Linked DNA regions of Homo sapiens: regions 1 and 2 are each linked to region 3. Evidence: read pairs that join two places in POLR2A ChIA-PET (ENCODE). Cell type or tissue: OCI-LY7. All regions are shown on one strand.

Evidence for each region. Peaks named below come from ENCODE experiments on the same cell type or tissue, not always from the same donor. Only the 100,000 strongest peaks of a DNase experiment are listed, where the experiment ranks them.
Region 1: POLR2A ChIA-PET joins it to region 3 with 5 read pairs; 2 of 35 experiments call an interaction of 5 or more read pairs at or near these places.
Region 2: POLR2A ChIA-PET joins it to region 3 with 6 read pairs; 9 of 35 experiments call an interaction of 5 or more read pairs at or near these places.

The regions. Positions count from the first base shown.
Region 1 is chr11:128,446,754-128,451,753 of GRCh38, forward strand. LOC124902789 (a long non-coding RNA gene) reads left to right here. Exons shown (of 2, transcript XR_007062948.1): 2 at 4,967-5,000. Among named protein-coding and RNA genes, the nearest start is that of MIR6090, 73 kb to the right of the region's middle. RefSeq lists an enhancer at 1,513-2,712. In OCI-LY7, no CTCF peak of the experiment used is centred here; no DNase peak of the experiment used is centred here.
Region 2 is chr11:128,490,339-128,495,338 of GRCh38, forward strand. ETS1 (ETS proto-oncogene 1, transcription factor) reads right to left here. Exons shown (of 10, transcript NM_001143820.2): 4 at 119-238. Among named protein-coding and RNA genes, the nearest start is that of MIR6090, 30 kb to the right of the region's middle. RefSeq lists an enhancer at 2,104-3,303. In OCI-LY7, no CTCF peak of the experiment used is centred here; no DNase peak of the experiment used is centred here; H3K27ac peaks cover 3,203 bases.
Region 3 is chr11:128,542,613-128,547,612 of GRCh38, forward strand. All of the region lies in intron 3 of ETS1 (ETS proto-oncogene 1, transcription factor), which reads right to left. Among named protein-coding and RNA genes, the nearest start is that of ETS1-AS1, 19 kb to the left of the region's middle. In OCI-LY7, a CTCF peak has its summit at 4,155; a DNase peak (open chromatin) is centred at 2,261; H3K4me3 peaks cover 435 bases.

The sequences.
Region 1 (5,000 bases), 96 kb before region 3:
TTTTTGACAAGGAATCTGTTATTTTTTCTTTTGATCTTCTGTATGTAAAATATCTTATCTTTCAAGACATTTAAGAGTTCTTTTAAGAGTTCTTTTTTATCACTGGCTTTAAGCAACTTGATGTACTTAGCATATTTTTTTTCATGTTTCTTGTGCTTGGGGTTTGTGGGGCTTCTTAGATCAGTGAGTTTATAGTTTCAATCAAATTCTGAATAGTTTCAGCCATTAATAATGCTTCCATTTTTTTTTTTTTCTATCACACACCCTGCCTCTCTGGGGACTCCAACTGGATGTTTATTCAGAGACTTAAAGCTGTCCCACAGCTCACTGGCACTCTGCTCATTTTTCTTTGCACCCTTTATTTTATATGTGCTTTATTATGGGTCGTTTCTATGCTGGGACTTCACAGTGTTGAATCTGCCATTAATCCCACCCAATGTATCTTTCATGTCATATGTTATATAGCTCTCAACTGCAGAATTTTGACTTAGGTCTTTTGTATCGCATTTGGCATGTTTGGTCTTTTCTCTAGCTTCTTCAACATGTGAAATTGTTACTCTCTTTTAATGTCCTTGGGTACTAATTCTATCGTCTGTGTCATTTCTTGGAAATTTTCAACTGGCTGATTTTTTTCTTCATTATGGGTCATATTTTCCTGCTTCTTAGTATGCCTGGTAATTCTTTATTGGATGCCAGACATTGTGGACTGGGTGGATATTTTTGTATTCCTAAAAATACTCTTGAGTTAAGTTACTTGGAAATAGTTTGACCCTTTCGAGTCTTGCCTTTAAGCTTTATTTGGCAGGAACAGAACAGCATTTACTCTCGGGCTAATTTTGCTTTACTATTGAGGCAAAACCTTTCAGTACTATACCCAATGCCCATAAATTATAAAGTTCAAGAACAGGCAAAACTATGCCAATAGAAATCAGAATAGTGATTGACGGTAGGGTGTGGATATTGGAATTTTCTGGGGTATTGCTTACACAAATGTACCTATTAAAATTCATCAAACTGCTCAAAATCTGTGCATATCACTGTATATCAATTTTACCTCTATAAAAATCATGTTTGGTATCAAATATATGTGTACATAATTAAATGCTGAAAAGATTTATACTAAAATTTCAATAGTGAAGAATATCAGGTAGTTTTCTAATTGGCTTCTGAATATTTTCATGTTATCTAAATTTTCAATATATATAACCTTTTAAAAATACATAAAACTAATATTTAATGAAACAATTTAAGGGGGACTCTCTACCTTGTAGAATGGATAAAGGAGAGGAAACAAATATTTATTGGGCATTTGCCATGTATCAGGTCCTTTAAAAGTCACTTTATTACATGATTCTATTTAAACAATATAACAACTCTATCAAGTAGGTATTATCCCATTTGCAAAAGAGAAAACAGTGATTCAGACTTATGGTTATGTGTCCAAGGACCCTCAACTTGATCTTAGGTCTGCCTGCTTCTGAAGTCGGTATTTTGATTCTAAGAGAATTAAGCCCTCAAGACGGATTTCTGAAATTCAGAGAGTAAAGAATGCTTGGTAGGATAGAAGAATCCCAGAAATACATTACTGTCTACGAGCATAGGAATTGGCACATTGGACTCTGGGAGTTAACTATTAAAATGGGAAAGTGAATTATCCAAATGTCAGAGTCACAAATCAAGCACAGTTAATCTGAAACCCAAGAAAGTCTGACCTGAGACAAGGAAAGAGGTGGGTGGCTCAGAGGAAAAAAAAAAAAAAAAAAAACAAACCTAAGACCAAGTATGGCAGCCGGTGGGAGAGGGAAGAAAAGTGTTCCTTCCTTATAACCTGTAGGCAAGTTATAAAAACAAGGGTTGTTTTGTCCCCTGTCGGAGTGAAACCTCAGAGACCAAAGTTCAACGCTTTCAGGTTACGGGAATGGAAATGGTGAATTCCCTGTATCAGCTGCCTCCAGCCCAGGCAAGCCTGACTCACAGGTTGGTCACCTGTTTGGAATGGGCTGTGGGAGAGCACACCCATGAGGTTGCTCAGGGAGCAATGGGCCACAGCAGTTTTCCCTGTGAATTGTGTTCAGGTAAGACCCTGCAGTCAGACCAGCTCACTCCTCCTTTGCTATTTCTTTATATATAGTCTCTTTCCATTCCGAAAATGTACTCTGAGCCCTGGCCTTTAACAGCTTCATTTGTTTTCCTTCATCTCCCAGTTTACAACTGTGAAGGAAACATTCATTGATCAAGTTCTTTCAGCTTGGAATGGAGTCTCTGACTCCCAAAAATCTCTCCCAGGACCAACTGCAAGGGGGTAGTGGATCTAGGATTAAGGCTGGAGCCTGAAGCACTGCTGAGAATGGGGAGTCTGACACGTAATGACCTCCATATATACAAGCTGGTCAGTGCTCTCTCAGAGCCTGCATGTGGCTTTGTCCAGAGAATATGAATCCCAGTTTGAGCAGCAATATGGATCAGAGTTGGTAGAGAGGAAGATTGAGGCTCTCACACTAGGATGTCTTCAGCATCCTTCTTGTATCCTTGTGTGCAAAATGGGAGCCTGGGAAAGGAACTAGAAGAACTGAACCCCATCCCTCTGATACATACACATTGCTTTTTTCCTTCTTTATAGCATAGCTTGGCTGTCCAAATGTTCTGGCAGAGACCAAGCTCCAGGCTCAGTGGGGGGTTCTAATTTTCCATGGCTCATTCACTTCTGAGAACTTTGGCTCAGTTGCATAATGGGGGGCTACTTCCTGCCAGTTGTGGCCCTGTTGTGTGATACCTTCTGACACATACGTTTTTTTGAAAAAAGATTGTCTGCTGGGAACTGGACTGAAACCAACATATAACCGTTTGTTTCATACTGGTTAGGAAGCCACCAGGAAGGCCTACCCAAAGTGGTTTTAAATACATACACACACAGTCCTCTCCTCTTAGAGCCAAGAACAGGCCATTAGTGATGTGTTAGAAAATCCAGGCTGACCTTCTCAGTCATGAGGGAAGCTCCCTGGGCCCACCAGCAGGCTTTTGCCAAGAATGGGCTCCATCTTGAGCCCACAGCTCTTCCCTAGCTTCCCAGCAGAAGCAAGGGGAGAGTGGAGAAGTCAAACACTTCTTGAGCATTGCTTACTATATGTCAAGTTCTACCCTGGACCCTCAATAGAAAGTATTTCACTGATCCTCACAATAGATCTGTGGGGTAAGTGTCACTATTGTTATTTTGAGGAAACTGAGGCTCAGAAAAGTTACATGTATTCCCAAAGTCACATAGTAAACTGAGTGTGTAAACTTGAGTGGTAGAGTCAGAATTTAAACACTGATTTTTATCTGTTGCAAATGTTGGGCTTTTCCCACCACCAGCAGAAATCTTGCTGGCCCTCAGCAAATATTCCTTTACAGCAGTCATTTCAAAACTTTTCTGACCCTATACTCCCATCAGTAAACATTTTTAAGAACCACCTTCAATACAGACATATTTATTTATTTATAAACTCCACGCACTAGCTAATATCTGTTAGCATTGCCTGGTAATATAATACCCCAGAGCACTAATCATCATTAATGACAATAAATATATATCCATGTTTAATGTAGTCTTCATGACTTGGAAAACTTTTTGGCCAGATCTTGTGAAATCTAATTAAATTGCTTTTGTTTTAGCTTCAATACATGGCTGGCAAATAATTTGTTCCAGGAGTAGAAGAAATGATATGGCATTCTTCTTACCTTCTTGGGCATGAGTTGCTCCTGCTGTCAACAATCTCCAGTTTCCTTACAGAAGAATTTTTAAGACACTTTTCCATTTTTTAAAAGTGATTCGGTTAAAATGGGATAATATGGTTTGTAAATCGACTCACTGTGTTTATGCAAGACCATGGAATACTATGCACCCATATAAAGGGATGAGTTCATGTCCTTTGCAGGGACATGGATGAAGCTGGAAACCATCATTCTCAGCAAACTAACACAAGAACAGAAAACCAAACACCACATGTTCTCACTCATAGGTGGGAGTTGAACAATGAGAACACATGGACACAGGAGGGGAACGTTACACACCGGGGCCTACCAGGGGGTGGTGGGCTAGGGGAGGGCTAGCATTAGGAGAAACATCTAATGTAGATGATGGGCTGATGGGTGCAGCAAACCACCATGGCACCTGTATACCTATGTAACAAACCTGCACGTTCTGCACATGTATCACAGAACTTGAAGTATATATATATATATATATATAAAACACCATAATATGCTAAAAGAGAAATCAGGGCACCAGTAGGACCTCCCCCACCCACCTTGCAGAATTTCACTTTCCTCACAGTGCTTCGCACGGATGCAAATGACTCGTGGGAGTCTGAGGGTACCGGGGTCCATATATACATTCAATATTAGTACATAGAAAAGTAGTTCCCATTTTTAGATTGAAAGTACCTATGAATAGAAGCTCTAATGGTTTCTTCCCTTATCTCGTGTTCTATTCTGCGCAATTCCTGGAGCGGGCAGTCCCCGCCTTGGAGACTCCTGCCTTACAGGAAGGGGTCACATATTCCTGAATTGGACCCCACTCAGATGCAGAAGGCTAAGAGTTTGGATGAGAAAAGCGGGCCAGTGAACAGGAGAGCCGGTGGGTGGGGTGGATGGAAGGAGGTGCCCACTCTGGAGGGCAAGAGAAAGGCACGAAAGCATGGGGCCACATGAGCGCGGCGTTCTGGGCCATCCCCGGTGGACTCCTGCCTAGGGGAGGGGTGCGTCGGCGGCGGCAGCCCAGTTTTCTGGATTTCTTTATTTCTGAGTCCAGGTCTTTCAGAAGCCTCTCTCCTAAATGCTCAAATACCAGAGTAAATGAAAACACTCTGCGGCACAATGATCCCTTAAGGTTTGTTTTCCAAGATGGAAAAGAAAGGCATTTCAGCCTTTTCACGGATAAAAATAACTTGCTGTTGATTTTGAAATCCCTTTCATTTGTCTCCCACAGACCAGCCCCATACAATGGTACTTTGTGCAAGAGC
Region 2 (5,000 bases), 52 kb before region 3:
ATAGCTGCTGACTCCAATGTGGTTAGTGTAACGTCTGCCTCACACACTCCAGGTGAGAAAATGTGTCTTCCCAAAGGGTCTGACCCCAACCACTCTTTTTCCAACTACAAAACCATACCTTTTGGGATCCCCAGTCGTTGCTGTTCTTTAGTGAAACCACTGAAAGTAGCTTTTAATGCTTGAGACATCATTTCTTTGCTGCTTGGAGTTAATAGTGGGACATCTGCACATTCCATATCTGCATGAAAAAATTGCATATGAATAACAAAAATTACATAGGTAATGAACCAATCATAAAACATTACAAATGGGCTGTAAGAAGGCAAGCTGAGAAACAACTGTGCTAGCATCCTCACCAGAGCACCAGAGCAGGCAATTTTTTTTTTTTTTTTTTTTTTGAGACGGAGTCTTGCTCTGTCACCCAGGCTGGAGTGCAGTGGCGTGATCTCAGCTCACTACAACCTCTGCCTCCTGGGTTCAAGCGATTCTCCTGCCTCAGCCTCCTGAGTAGCTAGGATTATAGGCATGTGCCACCATGCCCAGCTAGTTTTTTTTATTTTTAGGAGAGACAGGGTTTCACCATGTTGGCCAGGCTGGTCTCGAGCTCCTGACCTCAAGTGATCCACCTGCCTCGGCCTCCCAAAGTGCTGGGATCATAGGCATGAGCCACTGTGCCAGCATGAGCAGGCAACATTTAAGGGGCTTTCCACATTGTGCTAGGTCTAAAATGTCCTGCATCCCTGACAAACAAATATGTTTACTCTTCCTGAACACCTCTACTAGTTTATACACAGTCCCTGCTTATCTTTCACATTTACCGAGAATATTAATGTTACTACATACTTTCAGTTACCTATGAAAATGAAATAACAATATTCATTCATTCAACAAATGATTATCTAGCACTTGCTTTGTGCAAGGAATTAAAGAAACAACAGTGAGCAACACAGAAATAGTCTCCACAGGAGCTAGCTATCTGATTCTTGCAGTAGATTCAGCCACTAAAAATCTATCTACACAGTTAAATGTTCAAATGCAATGTCAATAAGGGCTTCAAAGGAGAAGTACATGATGCAACGTTAATGTGCAACAGGAATTCCTGGAAGTCTGAAGGAAACAGGAAAGGCCTCCCTTAGAAGATGAGAGATGTTTGACCTGAATTGTGAAGGATGCATGAGAATTTAGGAAGAAAAGAATACTCCAGATCAGTGGTTCTCAAAGTGTAGTCCTCAGAGCAGGGACATCAGCATCAACTACAAAAAGATCATTTTGTTTTAAGATCACCTTATCCGTTCTGTAAAGAGTGATTTAGGGGTGAGTATGAATGGATGAGCAAGACATTTTAGAAAGTTATTGCATCAGTCCTGGTGAGAGAGGATGGTGGCTTTGACTACAAAAGTGGCAAGGCAGATAACATAAGTGAACATGACTTCAAGTCAACTTGAAGTGCATACAGGACGAAAAATCTATAAAGCTTGGTTAGTGTCAGTAGTGAAGAAGAGTGAGGCATTACAGCCTGCAGATTTGCAAATGTATCATCATTTGCCACACCCACATGCACCTTAATCTCTGCTATGTCCATCCAGATCCTCCTGTATTTGCAGACCATGTTCACGATGTTGGTACATAAATACAGCTGAACGTAAACATCTTCTGAATTAACCTCAGGCACAGTTTCCCACAAAAAGTGAATAAGCAAAGAAATGAGCTGAGAATCCCTACTAGCTTTCCTGTTACCTTTTGACAGTGATACACTTTACCAAAGTGATTTCTAGAAACCTGAATCTTCAGTGTATCCCATGAAACTGACTTATAAAATGACTAAGTTCCAGGCAAGGCTACTACAGAAATTCTTCAACTGGCCATTTCTAAACTTTGCTTCGTTAAAAAATATTCCCCGGACACAAACAATGTGTTATGGGCTGAATGAAATTAAGCATAGGATAAACCTCTGAAGAAAGGAGCAAATATATTGCCTCTGAATGTCGAACTAAGTGGAGATTACACTGCATAAAAGAAGGACAGGTGGCACTTTCTCTCTTGTTTGCTTTTAGTGATGCTGTCAGGAAACTGCTAGAGTCCAGGCTGTGCCCTGGAAGAACAGAAGGGCTCCCTAGCTGCTCTTCCAGGCCTTGCCAATGACGAGGAATCTGAAGTTCCAGGGAGTGGTAAGTTTGGGTTGCCCTGGGACATGCCCAAAAAAATCTAGTGGAAAAAATCAACATGTCTCCAGGAAGGTTAACAAAATGATGGAAAATCCCAGATTGTTAGGGGGAAGTAATTGGGGGAGGGGATAGAATGTTGATTACATAACATCCAGCCCTTCAAACAATGGAGTAATCATCAAATGAGTCACTAAGAAACACATGGCTGCTCCCCATCCATCCCCACTCTACACCTCCAAGAACAGCTAAGCGGCAGGTCCAGAAATGTCTTCCCTTAGAGTAGAAATCAGTTTTACTTTAGAGAAAAGGGCTCTCTAGTTAACCAGAGAGTATTGCTTCTGAGAGAAGAAACAACTGTAGCAGCCCCAGCTCCCAGCACATGGCTAAACACACAAGTCAATCAACAAATGTTGAGTGAATTAAATTTTTCCAAATTTGAAGCAACTTTCCTCCCTTCACCCCCATCCAACACAAATTCATTAACTTGAACTGTGTGGGTTTTGTTGTGTGTGTTTGTTCCCTCCATTAGATTTATGACTTGATGAAAAGGACCTTACTGATGGCGGAAATTGGCCAGGACAACACATGTGGAAAACACAGGCCAGGCCAAATGGACAAGCAGTGGTTCTGCTGTAGCGGGAACTGAAGAATGAGACTGACTAGGAGGCCCCCAGAATCTTCTCAACATGAAAGCTGGGACAGTGGGATGCCAGTGTGAGGTGACAGCCAAGGACGACAGCAGAAAGCCTGAAAAAGAAGTTCCTTGAGTCTGCCTCCCATAACTACACAAGCCCTGGCAGTGTGGTCTGGACAGGACTGCTGAGCTGACAATTCTCCACGTAGGTTTCTGCTTCCTGTCAGGGGGCAGGCACTTCTGGGTTCTCACTTGTTCTCTCCCAGGAAAGCAGCTAGAATTACTTTTGCCTTTCCACCTCAATGCCATCTCCACAAGCCCAGTCCACGTGCTGTTGGGGCCCCATCAGAGGTGCCTGGCTCTGCCCCTCTGGCTGTGAGACTCAAGTGCTAGATCTCTTTAAAAAAAGGGTTCACATCCCAGCTGGGGGAAACCATCCCTGTCCACTTAGGACACTTGCATTTGGACTTGATCAGCTCCAGAGAAGGCACAGCATTGTCTTTGGAGCCAAAGGATTCAGATGTAAAAGTCAGAACTTTATCCTATAAAGTGTGGAATTGTAGTTTAAAAAGAAAAAAAAAGTCAAACTCCCTTCTATAACTAAGTGAACAGTTGGCAAAGATTGTCTTTTTCGGTTGTGTGAGCATTGCTCTTAAGTGATGACTAATCATGCTCAAAAATGTATATTAAATAGAAAATAAACTCACCATATAAAATACTAATTCAAAAATTCTCTTCATGTTGTTTGCAGATTGTAGCAGTTCTGTTCAATATACTCATCAAAAACAATGACAAAATCATTACACGGGTGAAAAATCTGACATGACTTAGCCTAAGCAGATATCGCTTTACTCTTAAAATACTTTACTTCATCACCTATTATAATATTTTTACATTAGGTACAAAATATTTCTAATTTTAGAATCAGTGTCTGAAAGTTAATCACTACCTCCATAGACATTAACTAATTATATTTTATGGAAAAATACTGAAATCTCCTTTGTGCTAATAATTACAATATCTTAAATTCAAATAACGTATTTGTTTCAAAATGCTGAGAATCCGGCCTGGAGAAACACTACGCCAACACAGTGGAGATTCTAAACACAACGCACTGGAAAATGAGGACATAAATATATTGCAATTATATTAGATTTCCTGCCCACTGATTATTCCTTGGGACCCCAAATTTCAGTTAATATTTATAGGAATTCCCCTAGACCTCTGAAAGGACAGTTGTGCAGAAGCTGGTGATTAAATAACCATTGCAGGAGATTGCACAGTATTTAGACAGAAGTGAGCAGGTAGCTTTCTCTGAATCTACAGAAGAATAAGCTAGTGGCATTTTGAATGCAGGGAAACATCTGCTCATTTTTCATTGTGGCCTAACCCTGAACCACCTCATAGATGTTTCAAGTGAAATGTAAAACAAGGGTTTCCATTCACTTACATGTAACTCAAAGTTAAGGGCTGTTCAGTTTCCAAGAACCTTCCAGGGTGTTTCATGTGTCTTTTCATACCACTCTTTTCAGTTCTTTGAAACCGAATGGCTCTTACCAACAATGGTACACAGAATCTAAACACTAGGTGGCTTTTGTTTGGCAAGAAGTTCAAGACATCTGGCCTTACTGACCTCACGAGTTTATGCTCTCACTATTCTCAATCAATGATCATGTGAAGACTGGAGCGTCTGGGATCCTAGGGTTAGGAGATGAGGGATACAGCCAAGGACAAGAAATCCAAGGTGCATGTCCCAGTTTTGCATGACCATTGAACTGGGCCCAACCCCATCAGATTATGATACCAGTCATGTGTGTTGGGTATGGTCACACTCAATAGCAGCATGAAAGAAATACTAAGAGTGAGTAATATGCCTTATACCTGAGAAATGCTTTACAGTTTGCCAAGACTCTTCACATACACTATTCCAAAATATCCTCTAAACATAAAACTGGAGGGGCCTGGAAAGGTATCACAAGGTCCCCATTTCACAGATGAGGAAATCAAGGCCCTGGGAGATCAAGAGCTTGACCTAAAGTCACAAGGCCAAGAGGGACCAGCTGGGGCTAGAAGCCAGTCTTCTAACTCTTAAAGTTCAGGGTCTTTCTCTCTATTCCACTGCAAACAGAAATGGATCAGATATCCAGGAAAACTAACATTTTTCAGAGCTGAGAAAAAAAAAATGGGACTTTTCCTTTCTT
Region 3 (5,000 bases):
TTCCTTAGCCTGGTGATTGGTAGCTGATAGTGACCTTCATCAAAACAAGAGAGAAGATAAAGACAGCAACAACCCCTCCACTAGCTACAGAGTTACAGGTTACAGAGTCAAGAGAAAGCAGTGAGCTCAGTTTTAAGTCTGAGGTATCTGTGTGTGACTCAGGTGAACACTTGTCACAAAAAATACCCATGGAACACACCCTCCATGTATTAACCCTTAAGTGATGACACCAAAATGCCTTTCCTCCCTATTATTCTTTGATTTATAAATTTTCTTTAGGCCCAGCGTGGTGGCTCACACCTGTAATCCCAGCACTTTGGGAGGCCGAGATGGGTGGATTACCTGAGGTCAGGAGTTCAGGACCAGCCTGGCTAACATGGTGAAAACCCGTCTCTACTAAAAAAATACAAAAATTAGCCGGGCATGGTGGCAAGCGACTGTAATCCCAGCTACTCGGGTAATCCCAGCTACTCGGGAGGCTGAGACAGGAGAATTGCTTGAACCCTGGAGGCGGAAGTTGCAGTGAGCCCAGATCGTGCCATTGCACTCCAGTCCTGGCAACAAGAGCGAAACTCTGTCTCAAAAAAAAAAAAAAAAATTATTTAAAGAGGTATTTTTTTATAATAATTTATTTTTCAAAATAAACTGAATGTGATATATATGCACATAGAAAAGTACTAGTTCATAGCCAGGAAGAGCGAAAAGATTATGCATTTCAAAGCTACCAGAACAGCATAGATTCTCTCCCCCATCTTTGCAGCAGAACTTTCCCTTCTGTTAAACACAGGGAAAAATGATCACTCTCTACCTGCCCATTCTGACATAGACATTGGGAAGTTTGGAAAATGAGAAAAGTAAGTGACCAGTAACTATGGGGGAGGTGCAGAAGTACATTTCAGACCTTCCCTCCTTAGCCCCAAAAATCTACTGGTTGAGTTTTCATATCAGCATGCCCAGCTCATGCCTCCTTTTTGTCTCTCTCACTGCAGCAGAATTAAAAGATTACTCTCACACTCAACGTCTCTCCTTTCACATCTGGCCTGCTCTTTCCCACTCAATAATTTCCTAAAGCATTCCCTTAAGTTCCTTAAGTTCCCTTAAAAGGTTGTGAAAATTTTATCTTACGTGATCGAACCAGAAGGATAATAATAAAAAAATTACTCATACTCCTTCTGAAATATCCTGAAAGATATTTGAGAGGAGAGGTAATTTATAAACTCTAATAATGGATTTCAGAGTCATATTTTCCCCTCACTAATCTAAATCCCTGTTTTTCCATTTAATCTCATTGTGTTCTTAGTCTTCAGTGGATCTAAAAAACAGCTGTTGACTCCCTGATGACATTTTAGGAAGAGTTAAGTCTACACTTGTATTTAATCTTAATTAATTTTATACTTAATTCCAACTCACTGCTCACCTGAAGCTCAATGTCTATGAAAGATAAATGAAAACTCTGAAGAGGAAAAGTCAAGCAAGAGATGTGTGGATACATGTTCTAGCAATTAATGGTATGGTACTATTAAAGCTGAGTATGTCCAAATTATGGAAACTGCCCTAAATGTCATAAGAAAGTCAGTTCCTTGTATACTTTATAATTTAAATTATATTAAAAGCTCTTTGAGATAAAAATAGGCATAGAGCAAACTGTTTCTTCAACTGCTTTAAAAACCTGTGAGATCAGAAAGGAATTTTGAAAGGGCAGATGAAAAAGTGATTAATTGTTTACTAATATATATATATATATATATATATATATGGAATTTCCCTCTTCTGTAGCCCAGTTAGTAGGGCTGAGAGATGCAGGCAGCCCTAGGGAAATGTAGGGAAATGTGGATAAATGTACTGAAGCTACAAGCCTAATCCCTGAGCCCCTCACCCCTGCCTTCTCCCAGTTCTGCTCAAAGACATTGCAATTCCATTCTTTTCCAAGGCTCTCCCTCTCCCCGTCTCCAGAGCAGCAGCTCTGCATCACATTGAGTTTAAAATAAAGAAATGCTTTTCCTAAAGAATTCGCACACAAATAATCTCATTACCCCAGTGCTTAGGTTTATACAGCAGACGTCTTCTGCCAGGAAAAGGAAAAAAAAAATGCACTCTACACTCACTCACACGGAACAGCTGCGAGGAGAGAAATGGTATTTAATTCATTGTGAAATATTCAACAATGGCTACACTGCACTTTTAAAAGCCTTTTGATAGTAAAACCCACAGGGAACAGCCCATCCTGTGTGCTGAAAAGCAGCTTCCCCACAATTAGTCTCTCTATTCAGAGGTCTGGGAAGTCTGTGTAAACTTCAGCACGTGCTGTGTACACTGTGGGTAGCTTCAAGGGTATAACCTTTCAGAAACTTCTTAGGGTTTAGTCTTGCTCAGTGACTCTGTCTGCTCACGGAGCTGGCTGGTTGGGGGTGGGGGGGGCAGTGTAAGGGGACAAAGGGAGTATGATGCTTAGGTGAAGAGGTAAGCAAACCCTCTAGACCCTAACTGAATGCCCAACAAAGGAAAAACCATTCTCTGGAGGAGCTTTGCAAATTATCAGGCTTCCTTGTGCCCTTAAATGACCAATATGGGACTCCAAGAAACCACAGAGAAGATATAAAAGAAATCAGGTAACAGTGTCTTGTTTTCCCTTTTACATCCCTGTGGAATTTTCATGGGTCTCTGCTTTGTGGGAAAGCTGGGAAAGTTTATCGATTCTTATCCCGGAGGTGGGCAATTGTCACAGCAATGAAGATGTGAACAAATGTTTGGGCAGGCAAAATGTGTATGGTGGTTAAGAACATGCACTTTGGAGGAATATTTACATTTAATTACCAACCTGCCTCCCAGAATTAGTTAGGCTTCTTTGGGGAGGTAAGTTGACCTCTCTGAGTCTTATTTATCTCATCTGTAAAATGGGAATAGTATCACCCTCACAGGAATATTGTAAAAGCAAAAGACCACATATGTGCAATCCTCGGCATACAGAAGGCATTTAATGAATGGTAACCACTGTACCTCTCAAGCAGCTCTAGAAGAACAGGCCTTCTTTTGGACTTTCTGGAATAAGATTACTAGAATTAGAAAAGAATGGGCTATGAACTATTTTTCATCTCTATTTTAATTTACAATTGATCAGTTAAGAAGCAACATAGAAATATGCACAGATATCTAACAGGAAGTTCCGAGGGATCTAAACCATGTTAAAAACACAACAAAAGATTACAATTCAAGAAAATGTGGCATCATGGTGGTTGGTTTTATTGTTCAGAAACTTTAAATTCAGAGTTTTTAAAGCCCAAAGTATTGATGAGATGTCCAAATATTTCAGGTATGGTTGAAGTGAGCACAACAACTTTCTGTTATTTCTAATCTGTATTCAACTCTCCAGGAACAGCCCACAGGCATTTCTGTCTCAAGGAGCTAGCCACTTTCATTATAAAACCCAAAATTCAACCAGTGAACATTCACCAGGACGCAAGCTCTAAGCCCTGCTCAGCTAAGAATATCCACCTGATATATTGACCAAAGATGAAAATGCTAAGACATTGCTGGGAAGTTCAAAGTAGTTGACTTGGGTTGGGTAATCTGTCTAGACTGGAGAAGTCTGAAAATGGCCTCCTCTTGTCTAAGTGAGTTTGTAGCAGTAGATGTTAACAGTCAATGGTTCCAACAGAAGCTAATGATCAGAAATGAGGGCTAAGACTCCAAAAGAATGACCTTGGTTCAGAGGCAGTGCACTGAAAGAGTCTGTAGCATCCAGGAGTTTTTCTGCCATAGTCATTCCTGTATACAGTCTCTTGGCCATGAGGGATTGGTTCCAGGAAAACCCCTTGCCTAAGATACCAAAATTCATATACGCTCAAGTCCCTGATATAAAATGGTGTAGTATTTGCAAATAACCTATGCACGTCCTCCCATACACTTTAAGTCATCTCAAATTTACTTATAATACTTAATACAATGTGAATGATATGTAAATAGTTGTTATACTGTATTGTTTAGGGAATAATGACAAGAAAAAGTCAGTACATGTTCAGTACGGATGCAAATATTCTTTAAAAAAAATTTTTTTTTTGCTCTGAAGTTGGTTGAATCCATGAATGCAGAACCCATGGATACGAAGAGCCAAGTGTACATTGTTTGCAGGGGGGAAGGTGTTAGCTCTGAATTTCTGCACCCCTATCCCCTTTAGGGGCACTATTTCTACATCTTTTCTTCCCTATATGACATAAGGATGCTGGGGAAAATCTACTGTGCACTAGAAAGGCCATGAGACGCAGATCATAGTGTGACTTTTCTGTGGTGCTTTGACACAGACTGAAGCTCCCCATCCCTACCTCCAGCTCACTTTAGGGAGGTCCCAGGTCCACAGTTTTCCTGGGGTGTTTGCAGAGATCATCCTGAGGAGCATGAAATAAAGAAATATGTTAAAGAAAAAGGAGAGATCTGGCTAGACTTTGGGCAAGGCTGCAATGCTTCTGTCTCAGAGACAATGGAATGGAAACAACTTCCAGATTTAAATACACTCCCTTGGGACTGACCAGAGCAGGGAGAAGGGATTTATAGGAAGGAAGTTTATACCAGAGAATTCATCCCAGTTCAACAAAATGTGCACTGCGTACTCTAGAAGTACAATGTGCTAAGTGCCGCAGGAAGGTACAAATGTACCTTTCCCTTGGAACAGTAGTTTTTAACCTCTTTGGGAGTCTCAGACAACTTTGAGAATCAGAGGAAAGCTACAGATCCTTAGAAAAATTTCTGCACAAAATTTCAGCAGGATCACACTTTCCTGAAACTCTCCTGGGCAAGAACCCCTGCTCCATGAGAAACAGCAGGTCTAAGACATGGCAGAAAGTTGTCAAGATTGATGTTTTAAAAATGTATGAGGTATGTAAGATAGCCAGTAAAAATGGCAAAGGCAACTGGAACTCTGTAGCTACTTAAATCACTGGTATTTCTGCCTCTCAGGCACTACTTCAGCAAGTCTCAGGAGGTATGGAAAAGACTGATGACACAAC